Linked DNA regions of Mus musculus: region 2 is linked to region 1. The links are chromatin loops, found by intact Hi-C in ENCODE. Cell type or tissue: gastrocnemius. All regions are shown on one strand. Each heading gives the region's core, and the rest is flanking DNA. Links, peaks and the distances in the headings are about the cores only. Region 1 overlaps Gm33655 (a long non-coding RNA gene). Region 2 overlaps Gm40229 (a long non-coding RNA gene).

Region 1 (5,370 bases), core at 137-5,136:
TGGCCAACATGCTCCCCCCTTCACACCCCCCCCCCCGCCCTGAAGGGCTGCCATTTGGAATGCATTTGCAGACACATGGATTGTTTTTAAGTTAATGCTTTTTAATTCACTCTGTTTCCCAGTTGTCGTTTTTTTATTGAAAAGGCGGATTCTGCCGGTGTGTGTTCCTTGCAGGGGCTGTGTGTGTGTGTGTGTGTGTGTGTGTGTGTACACGCGCGTGCGAGTGTGTGGCGGTTGTTTGCTGCATGGCAGAGATCTGATGAGAGAGGCAATGATAGACAAAGGCTCAAGAGGACAGTGGAAAACAGAGTCAGAGCAAAACAGCAACGGAGGTGAGAGGAACACAGCAGCAACACAAATGCTCTGGAATCCAGCAAGTAAAGGCTCAGCAGGGTGGGCTCAAGAGTCCAGGGCAAGGGAAGGAGGGAACTGCAGCCAACACCCCCACCTCAACTAAGACCTTTGAGGTTGTGGTGGCTTCCCTCGGGCTATCGGGGGGTTTACGGGTCAAAGTCCTAAGGGTTGAACAGGTCTCAGATAGGGCTGGAGGGACAAGCCTCGGATCAGAGAGCAAAGGCCCAGGCCTGGTTGAGGCCAAAACTCTCCCTTCCTGCCCGCCCCCCCCCCCCCCCTGCAGTCAGACTCTCTGACTTCGAGCAGAACCTGAATCCTGCGCCCTGGCCATTGAGCGGCGCCCTTGCTTAACATCTCTACGCCTAGGCTCTGCCACCTGTAGGTGAGAAACGCTGATGGCCGGTTCCTGCGGAACAGGACAGCTTGGGAGTTCAGTGTGTGACAGACACCTTTGCTGCACAGCGCAGCTGCAGCCATAACTTCAGGGATCCTTCTGGACCTGCAATGGCTACGGGAGCCAGGTGCTGGTGCTATCCTCCTTCATAGCAGAACAACCCTGTCGCCCCTACTCCCGCCTCTACCCATCTGCACACGGCTTCCCGAACCTGTCTCAGAGGCCTCTCCAGATGCACCGCGTTGGAGACACAAAAACTGTTGTTGGCCCGCACGTGGCGGCCGCGTAGACCCTGGGGCGCACATAGCCAGGCGACTGGGCGTCAGGATCAAGGGCGGCCCTAGCCGGGTGGAGAGGGCTGACGTGAAGAGCAGCGGCTCCGGGCTGCCTGGCTCTCGCGCTGGGAGCCGGCAAGCTTTGAAAACCCTGGGCAATTAGCACTAATTACATGTGTGCAAACAGCCTTAGTTCAGGGCGCGGGCTGGGGCCCACCTGACTCGGCCATCCACCGCATTGGCCCAGCTGTTGAGCAAGGGCTCGGGGAGGGCGCAGGAGACCCCATGGGACCCCGGGTGCTGGTGCCCCCTGGACCACAGACTTGAGAGGCAGCCCAGGAATCTCCGTGTGGCGGCATGTAGACCAGCTAGAGGCTGAAAGCATATCTGAGGTCCGAACACTCCTGCTTGCTCCCTGAGCATGCTGGCCTGGTGGAGTTTGGCTGCGCATTCCGGCGCTTTGGTGGCCTCTTAAGCACCACCCAAGCGGATGACGCGGGACCAGGAAGGTAGTCTAGAGCCTGAGTCCGGAGATCAGCCCAACTATACGTGGATGAACCACTGGACTCGCAAAGGAGTTTTCCGAACCTTAGTTTGCATGCGCATAAAATGGGAACCCAAGGGGCTTCAGATAAAGTTAAAAGGGGTGGGGGGGGGGTGGAGAGGGGAAGAATAGGCTTCACTTTTTACAGTTTGTAAGGCAAGCCTGAACTGAGATCTCCGTCTGTGGACTGGGGAGCATTTGGCGGCTGTGTTGGCCGGGAGGCAAGGGAGAGATTTTATTTCCACCATTGTAGATGAAGGTCAGAGAGGTCAAACAACGCGGGAAGCAGTGTGTTGTTTGGACATCATATTTCCAGCCCAGACTCTGCCTCTCTCTCACTCTGCCATCCCTCTTGGATTCTCCAGGTTTCCAGGCACTTCTCTGAGTTTGGCGAAGCCTGGAAACTGCTGTCTGGGCACAGCTCCTGGAGCGAGAGGGAAAATGGCACGCTGGCAGGTCGGTTGAGCTGGCTCGCTACGGGGCCATGGCGCCCTCTTGCGTTCTCAGCGATAGCTGCACCAGGCTCAAGGTCGGACACTCTAGGTCTGGTCTGTCTTGGATAAGGGAGGCATCAAAAGCCTGCTGCCTGTTTGCCACATGCATTCCGGACAGCTTAAGTAGGAAGAGTAGAAGGATATACACTTAGCATGCTACAAAGCATGGCGCACACTGGGTCAGAGCATCTGGTACCACTTTGTTTTCCTATACCTCTACCTGTGATCTTGAATTTTACAGGTGTACGGTGAGGCTGATAGAGCAGGGTTGATTTCCCACTATACAAACAGAACAGCTAAGGCCCAGCTGGGCAAGCCGCTAGTGAGTAGTGGAGCCTCGAGCCGGTCTGATCAGCTGCCCCTTCTAATGTTCCCTTGGGCTAGGATTCAGACATCAAATTCTGGAATGAGTCCAGTCGGGTCTTGGTGGCAAGACCTCCGGCAAACCAGAGTTGGTAGTGGTGCCTGGGGATTGCTAGGGATGGAGCGGTTCGATGAATCTAGATAGGACTTCCTGAGAACGGACTGACATCCTGGTACTTTCCTGGAAGCAAGATGTCTTAAACAGGAAAGCGGCCCTTGCTGAGGGAACTTGCTGAGGGGAGGGGGTCGCTGGGAATTGAGGATTACACCCCAGGCCCCCCATGGCTGTCTGTAAACCAGGAACCTCAGGGCTGAGACAGCTGCTATGCGGTGAGCAGAACTGGTTAATGGTGTCTCAATGAAGCTTCAGTTAGGGCCTTAAACAAGTCTTTTGAGGCCTTGTCCTTCTTGAAGATAGGGACACATCAGCTCTAAGCCAGTAGCCACTAGGTAAACACACACACACACACACACACACACACACACACACACACACACACACACACACAGAGCTTTCACAGATGAGAGTGAGGATGCTCAGGAAATGGGGGTTGTCTTGGTGAGCCATGACAGTGAAGGATATGGTAGGTTCTTGTTCTGTGGGGGATAAGACTCAACAGGGTCAGGGTGAAGGGCTCTCAGGGACCTTTAGTGGTGACACAATGGAAAGAACTTAGGAGCTTGGGGCTGGAGCAGTGGCTCAGTGCTTACGAGCATTTGCTGCTTATAGAGAACAGAGTTTGGCTCCCAGGACCCAGGTTGAGCAGCTCACAACCATCTGTAACTCTAGATCTGGGGGAGAGGTTCTTAACCTGTCGGTCACAATCTCCTTAGGATTACATATCAGATATCCTGCATATCAGATCTTTACATCACGACTCATAACAGCTGCAAACTTACAGTTATGAAAGTAGCCACAAAAATAATCTGATGGTTGGGGGGGAGGGGGAGATCACCTGGCATGAGGAACTGTATTAAAGGGTCACAGCATTAGGAAGGGTGAGAACCATTTGGGGATCCTGTGTCCTTTTCTGGCCTCCGTGGGCATCCACACATGAATTATACAAACATGCACAAATATAATATTTTTAAAAAGCTTAAAAAATTTTAATAAGATAAAGGGCCAACCCTGCCCCCCACCTTAAGCCAGGAGTGTGGGACTGAAGAAGCCTTGTGGCTCCCTTATCTAGAGCCGCAGACTTCCCTATGAGCCTTGCCGGTACTTGCTGAGTCCCTTGCTGTAGTGGAGTCAGCAGATGAGAGAGGCAGGCTAGAGAGCTGGAAGCTCTCACATGATCCACGTGCTGCTGCCTAGGCTGGGTGCCCAGCTTTGAGAGGCAGGACTCTAACCCTCCCAAGGCGCCCTCTGAGGCTCCTCAACCCACCAGCAGCAAATTCAGAGCACACCGATAGGCTGCAGTAACTCTTATTCTGTTCAGTTTCAGAGAATGAGCTGTGTCCTTTCCTTCAACATCAGTGGATGCAGTGGAGGACTGGGTGGTACCTCCAAACTCCAGCTTTCTCTCTACTGACTTAGAACAGTGGCTCTCAACCTTCCTAATGCTGCAACACTTTAACTTAGTTCTTCATGTTATGGTGACCCCAACCATAAAATTGTTTTTGTTGTTGTTGTTGTTGCTACTTCATAACTGTAATTTTGTTACGATTAAATTCTAATGTTAAATATCTGATGTGGGATGCTGGGGGGTCTCGACCCACAGGTTGAGAACCACTGGCTTAGCATCTGCTCTCTCCATTTGTAGTTAGGCAGACTTCTCAGTGGAGTTGAGAAGTAGGGGCTACGGCTTGACAGGCAGAGCTTGGAGGCAAAATAGGCCCCGAAATGGGTTGCAAATCTACTTGTTAGGGACTTGGGGTTCTACCACAACCCTCTCCTCCTGATACACAGCTTAGGGCTGGGGGCTGGAGTGGGTGTCTCTAACAGTAGTCATTCAAAGGAATGGGCTTGTGCCAGCCAGGAGAGGCTCTGGCCTGATAGTGCTAGGCCCAGGCAGTTGCAAACTTCTTGAGATGGTGCAGAGGCAGAGCACTGTGGCCTCAGCAGCTGCTGCCTTTCCTGCCTTGATTTCTCCATCTGAGGAATTTTTGGCATGTGTTTGCTATTTCCCTGACCTTCCCAAGCTGCCAGCAGGATAATATATGGAAATTGCTTTGACCTCCTGAGAAAAGAGGGTCTCCAGGAATAGAAAGTTCAGCCGCTAATCCTGTCCCCCCAGACTTGCCACTAATGCCTGTTTCCGATGTCAGCCTGGCAGGTTGAGTTTAGCCAACGAAAGAACAACTTAGAGGGATGATGGTTTTTCTAATGGCCCCGGTTCTCCAAACACACACACACACACACACACACACACACACACAGTGTGCACACACAATGCACATACTGCATACACACATATAACGCACACATACAATGGACACACACAATGCATACACACACATACATACACACACACATACAATGCACACACACAAGGCATGCACAAAAATGCACACACACAATGTATGCACACACAATGCACACACACACAATGCATACACACACACACTCACACACACAATGCACCCACACACGATGCATATGCACACAGTCTGGTCACAGACCCACTCTCATACCCTGCTTCTCTGTGAACCTCACTCACACGCATGACTCCTGTAGAGCTGTCATAATTGCAGAGAATGATTAGAACTAAGATTTGCACAGTGGCCGGCTGCCATGGAGTGGTTCCACCCTGCACTTTCCTTTCATCCTCACACTGACCTGAGAGGAAGGGATTATTGCTATTGTTAACTGAGACTCAGCAAGGTTAAGTGACTTGCCTAAGGTCACTCAGCCAGTAGGTGACAGAAATAGCTCCAGTTTGGGTCTCCTGACTCTGAATGCTCTCATCCTGCTGCTGGCTTACATTCATTCAGCTATTCACCCAG
Region 2 (5,370 bases), core at 119-5,118, 280 kb before region 1:
TTTCCCTAACCATATGGGTGCTCTCCCTGGATAAGTGAATGGTCCTCACAATAGGAAATACATGAAGCACTTTGTCAGCTAGCTGGGCACTGGCTGTGTCTAGGCTGCGATTGGTGTAGTTACCAATGTAGTCACAAGGGGGCACCCAGGGTCCATTCTGCGTCTGTCTACCTTCCACTTTCGAGAACAGATCAGTTTCTGTGTATACACAAGCCTGCACCTTCCTCTTCTGGTTCTCTGCACAGAGCTCTGTGGGCCCAACCTTGACTTTTTCCCAGTGTCCCCTGAACAATCATTTTTATCTTCTTCCTGTAACAGGTCACCGAAACAAGGCCTCTTCCAGCAGAACGATGCACCTTACCTAACTGGATTTACTAAGTCCTGATAAACACATGACTCCTACTTAACCCTTCTCTGGGAGCAGCTGTTAACATCTTCAGCCTATCCCAGAATCCTCCAGTGCAGAGTCGCCAGAGTCACTAATACACATTAAAGTAACGGGGTAAATGAGCTTATGCCAAGCCAAAATGCAGGCTGCACCCCAACTGATCAGGTGGAAGAGGTCTCTGGCCTTCCACACTCTCCTGGCTTTTTGTGTCTCAGAGTTACAAATGTCAGTTTCTAAACACAAGGTAGAGGCCGCAGGAGTAGCTCAGTAAGTAAACCACTCACTGTGCATGGCCGAGGACCTGAGTCTGCAGAACCTACACAGAAGCCTAGTGAGACAGCTTGCACACCTGTGATCCCAGCTCTCCGTGGGGAGAAAAGAGATCAAGAGAGAAGAGACCCCCCAAAGCACAAGGACCACAGCATATGCAGCAGTGAACAACAAAGATCGTCTGTATGAAACAAGATAGAGGTGTCCTAGAGTTTCCATTGCTGTGAACAGTCGCCATGACCAAGGCAACTCTTAATAAGGACAACGTTTAATTGGGGCTGCCTGACAAATTCAGAGGTTAAGATTATCATCAAGGTGGGGAGCATGGCAACTTCCAGGCAGGCATGGTGCAGGAGGAGCTGAGAGTTCTACGTCTTGTTCCAAAGGAGAAGGCTGACTTCCAGGCTGCTAGGACGAGGGTCTTAAAGCCGACACCCACGGTGACACACACACTTCCTCCAACAAAGCTGCACCTCCAAATAGTGCCACTCCCTGGGCCAAGCATATTCAAGCCACCCCAGAAGGTAAGGACACATGAGGCTGCTTAGTGAACAACAAAGATAGCCTGTGTGAAACAAGATAGAAGGTAAGGGCACATGACTTGCACACATGTACTGTGGCACACACATCAGCACTCACACACACCACATACACATACAAATGAGTTTAAAGCTTCCCATACAAGGTAGGGACAGGAAGACAGGAAGCCATGAAACCCATGCTTTTCAGATTCCTGGGCAGGAGTGCTCCGTTCTCCTCACTAAGTAGCTCAGACTCCTCTAACAGACACCCCTACAGTTCATTATGACGAGGCCCTGAGCAATTCCAGAAACAAAGGACTGATGCCCTTCCAAAGATGTAGGGTCTGCTGTGTGCATGGGACCAGCACACCATGGGGCACGCAGCAGCAGACCCAGTGCAGGGAGAGGTTGTGAGGAACTTTCTAGAGAAATGGAAGGAGAAGGAGGAAGAGTTGAGGAACGAGCATTGTATCTGCTTGGTTAATCCTCATAGACGCAGCCTGCGCGTCTGTGGTCTGAAACCCTAACCACCGGTCCAGAGTGATTTTTATTGATGTAAGCAGAGGACAAGCTTGAGACTCACAGGCCAAAAGCAACCTGGGATATTTGGTTTCTATGGCTTCACAATAAAACACCTGCTTATTACCTCGAGTTCGGCAGGTCAGAAGTTTGGGAAGAGTCAGCTGGGTTCCCATCGTGCTGTCAGAAGTCTAAGATCAAGAAGTCAGCTGGTCCAGGCTCTTCCTGGAGGCTGTGGAAAATTCACCTCCAAGCTCCTTCCTTACGACTGAAGGGCAGAGGACCTCATTTCCTTGCCTACTGCTGCTCATCAGGGTCCTTGGCTCTGAAGACTGCTCTAGGGACTTTTCCACATGTCCTTCCATCTTCAACACAGCCAAGGAGGCAGGATCTTTCTTGTGGTTTGCATCTGTTATCTCTGTTGCCAAATGGACAGAGTTGACTTAAACGACTCAGGTGACAACAATGGCTTTGACTAAGTATCCTCGCATCTTATGTCGTCTGGTCAGTTCCTCAGCTGCAGCTGTTAAATCTCCTTTACCTTGTAGTTCATGAAGGAGGGAATTATCTTCGGGTGGCGGTCAGAACTCTGCCCAGAGGGCCTTTACCCTCATGCAGCCTTGTCCCCTTTGAGCATGTGATTTGGCTTTATAGCAAAGGGTCAATTATCAGACTGTGGCCAATCAAGTTGTAAGAGCCCGTTAAAAAAAAAAAAAGTTTCTCTGGCTGGCAGGAGAGAAGAAAGGCAAAGAGGCCCAGGCATGGGAAGCACGTGTCCTGCAGTTGCTTGCTTTGAGGATAGAGACGGCCTTGTGCCAGGGAGGGAGAAAGTCTGGCAACTGGAGTGGCCTGAAGTTGACAGCGAAGACTCAGGGGTTGGCAAGGCCGTGCCTCCAAGGAACTGAATTCTGCTAGTTGGATGAGCCTGGTTGTGGATTCTTCCTCAGAGCTTCCAGATAAAAGCCTGCCTCTGGGTTCCAGTGAGCAGAATCCTGCTGAACTTACCCAAACTCTGACAGGCAGAGCTGAGAGGAACGAAACAGTGCTGTTCAGAGCTGCTAGCTGGGGGAAATTTGTTGTTCAACAATAGACAACTACTACACCAGGCAGGGCATGGCGATCTCTGATTACCATATACAGCTCTCCCCCCCCTCCCCCCCCCGACTTTTACTTTTGTCTGTTTAAAAGTAAGTTTCGATGTAAATGAAATAAATACCTAATAAAAAAACAAAATAAAAAAAGTAAGTTTCATGTGAAGTTTATTTGGCCTTTAAAACATACTAAATTTTAAAATGTGTCTATTTTTAAGTATTCTTGGCTATTTCTTCTTTTATTCTTTTGTGCCATATAGTTTTTATGTTTTATATTTTTGTTTTATTTTTTTATAGTTTTGACAGATTCAGTTTCTTACTGAGCCTCTGTGAGGATATTAACAAAAATTTTAAAGTCTGTTTTTAGTTCTTTTCTGCTTCTCGTATTGTTTCCTGAGGTCATTGGAGATGTTTGTCTTTCCCTGGGTTTAGAGGCATCCCTCCAATAACCTTTGCTAGTTCACACCCACGTGTAAAGGGCATGGGCTGCTCACTGCACTTCCTGTCAGCCACTAGACAACTTCCTTCACTCTCTCCACCCATGGGGTCTCCTATGGACATTCACCTTCCACAGAAGCCTGCAGCCTCTCCCTCTGGAGAGCCCATACAGGTATTTTGCTGTTCTGTGAAGAGTGAGAAAACAGACTTCCCAGGACCCACTGTTAATTCAAGCAGCACTCTGGGAAAGCAACTTGGAGAAAGAAAAGATTTATTTGGTCCACACTTCTAGTGACAGTCCATTATTGAGGGATGTCAGGGCAGGAACTCAAGCTGGAACCACAGAGGAATATTGCTTGCTGGCTAGCTTGCTCACAGGTTCATTCTTAGCTAGCTAGCTTGCTTTCGCCTTCCCTCCCTCCTCTCTCACTATCTGTCTCTCTGCCTCTCTCTCTCTCTGTGTCTCCCTGTCTCTGTCTCTGTCTATCTCTTTCTCTCTTCCTTTCTTTCTGAGACAGGGTTTCTTGGTGTGGCCCTGGCTATCCTGGAACTCACTCTGTAGACCAGTCTAGCCTTAAACTTGAAGATGTGCCTGCCTCTGCCTCCCAAGTGCTGGGATTAAAGATGTGTGTCACCACTGCCCAGTGACATTGTTTCTTTGGAGTCATCCATTAGTTTTCTCTAGTCCACAACGGAAGTTTTGGTATCTGCAAACTCTGGTGCTCATCACTCTAAGCTAATGTTTTAGGATCCTCTCCAGCCCCAAACACAGGTGCACTCTTAGGTCTTCCTCGTCTCTGAGCTGTGATGGACAGCTCACCTACACGTCTTCCTAAAGCCTTCCTCACTACCCCACCCCCCAGCTCTGCTTGAACGTCTAAAGGATGGGAGCTTGGTATGACCAGCATGATCATAGAGTAGGTCAGATTCCTCTCCCTCATCTCAATTAACAATAGAGTTTAAAAAAATAAATAAAAAGACAGTAGATTTACAGGTCACTCATCATTTCCCCTCACTTACTGTGGTCCATCTCATCTCAACTTCAGTATGAAGCCACAGGCAGCTGCTGTTATCCTCCTTCACACAATAGGCAAGCAGAGTTTTGTGGGGTTATTTAGAGGCCCCCCAATGACAGTAGCAGCTGAAAGGTGACCAACCTAAAGAGTACCTGATGCGAAAGGCTGGGAATTTGAAATGGACTTGCAAGGTCTGCTTGAAGTCTCTTCATCTCTTCCAGGAAGCCTCTTCTAATCCTGTTTGCTTCCTGTTCTAAACTTTCACAGAAAACCAAATTAACATGGGTTTGACCTTCTGGGACATTATTTGTTTTCATACCATGAAGGCCAGAAGCCATGTCCAGGCCCCGTGCAGTAGCCGAGGGACAAGGACTGTGGCTCTCTCATTGTACCTCACTGTGTGAGTCCAACTTTTTGTTGAGAGTCCAATGTGAATGAGAAAAAGTTTAAAAGGAGGCGAGGTTTACTTTGGCCCAGAAGAGCTCTGAGAGGCAGTCTGGCTCTACTGAAGTGTAATATGGGCAGTTAGTTTCCTCCTCTTTTGCCCAATGAAAGGGCCTCCTAGTTCCTTTCGGCGGAGAGGCTGGGGCAGTAAGGAAGTGCGGGATGCTCAGCTGTGAGCAGGCTCTGGATTGCCCTCGCCAAGTCCAGATTTTGCCTCCAGCCATTGGTGTCGGGATTTGCCAAACAAACCTAATCACTTAATGAGAAACGAAAATGGTGCCTGGTCCCTCCACTAAATTGCCCCTTTGAAAACAACACACAGGAGATTTATAGTAATCGCTATAATTACCTCATAAAACCCAGAGTTTGAAGACTGACACGCCTCATTTCTGGGAGGAATTTAGAGGCAACAAATTAAGGCAAAGAGTTCTTGGCCTGCTTTGTCCTTGGCTCCCTGGAACCCAGGGCTCTTCCCACAGAGTTCCTGACCCCAGCCAAATATTGTTCCAAACTGCAGGCAGGGCTTTTTTTTTTCCTCCCAGGCTTGTTCCTCCCCTTTTCAATTGGTGCTCTCAAACGAAGGTGAACCAAAGGTCCTAAGAAACCTTGGCATGAGAGCAGACACACAACTCTGAGGCCTCTTACAACATCTGAGCTAAAAGGCAGGAAGAACGGATGGGGAC

Evidence for each region. Hi-C counts contacts between places; a loop is a spot of excess contacts. Peaks named below come from ENCODE experiments on the same cell type or tissue, not always from the same donor. Only the 100,000 strongest peaks of a DNase experiment are listed, where the experiment ranks them.
Region 2: it touches region 1 in a loop (5-fold over the local background); 21 of 42 quality-filtered maps call a loop at or near these places.

Annotation. Positions count from the first base shown.
Region 1 is chr4:114,662,548-114,667,917 of GRCm38, reverse strand. The region is part of intron 1 of Gm33655 (a long non-coding RNA gene); the gene reads left to right. Among named protein-coding and RNA genes, the nearest start is that of Gm12829, 15 kb to the left of the region's middle. In gastrocnemius, for the core only: a CTCF peak has its summit at 2,062 (motif pointing left); DNase peaks (open chromatin) are centred at 1,298, 2,046, 2,435 and 3,731; H3K4me3 peaks cover 358 bases.
Region 2 is chr4:114,942,376-114,947,745 of GRCm38, reverse strand. It overlaps Gm40229 (a long non-coding RNA gene), which reads left to right. Exons shown (of 3, transcript XR_868023.1): 3 at 319-933. Among named protein-coding and RNA genes, the nearest start is that of Gm40229, 5.8 kb to the left of the region's middle. In gastrocnemius, for the core only: no CTCF peak of the experiment used is centred there; DNase peaks (open chromatin) are centred at 135 and 2,536.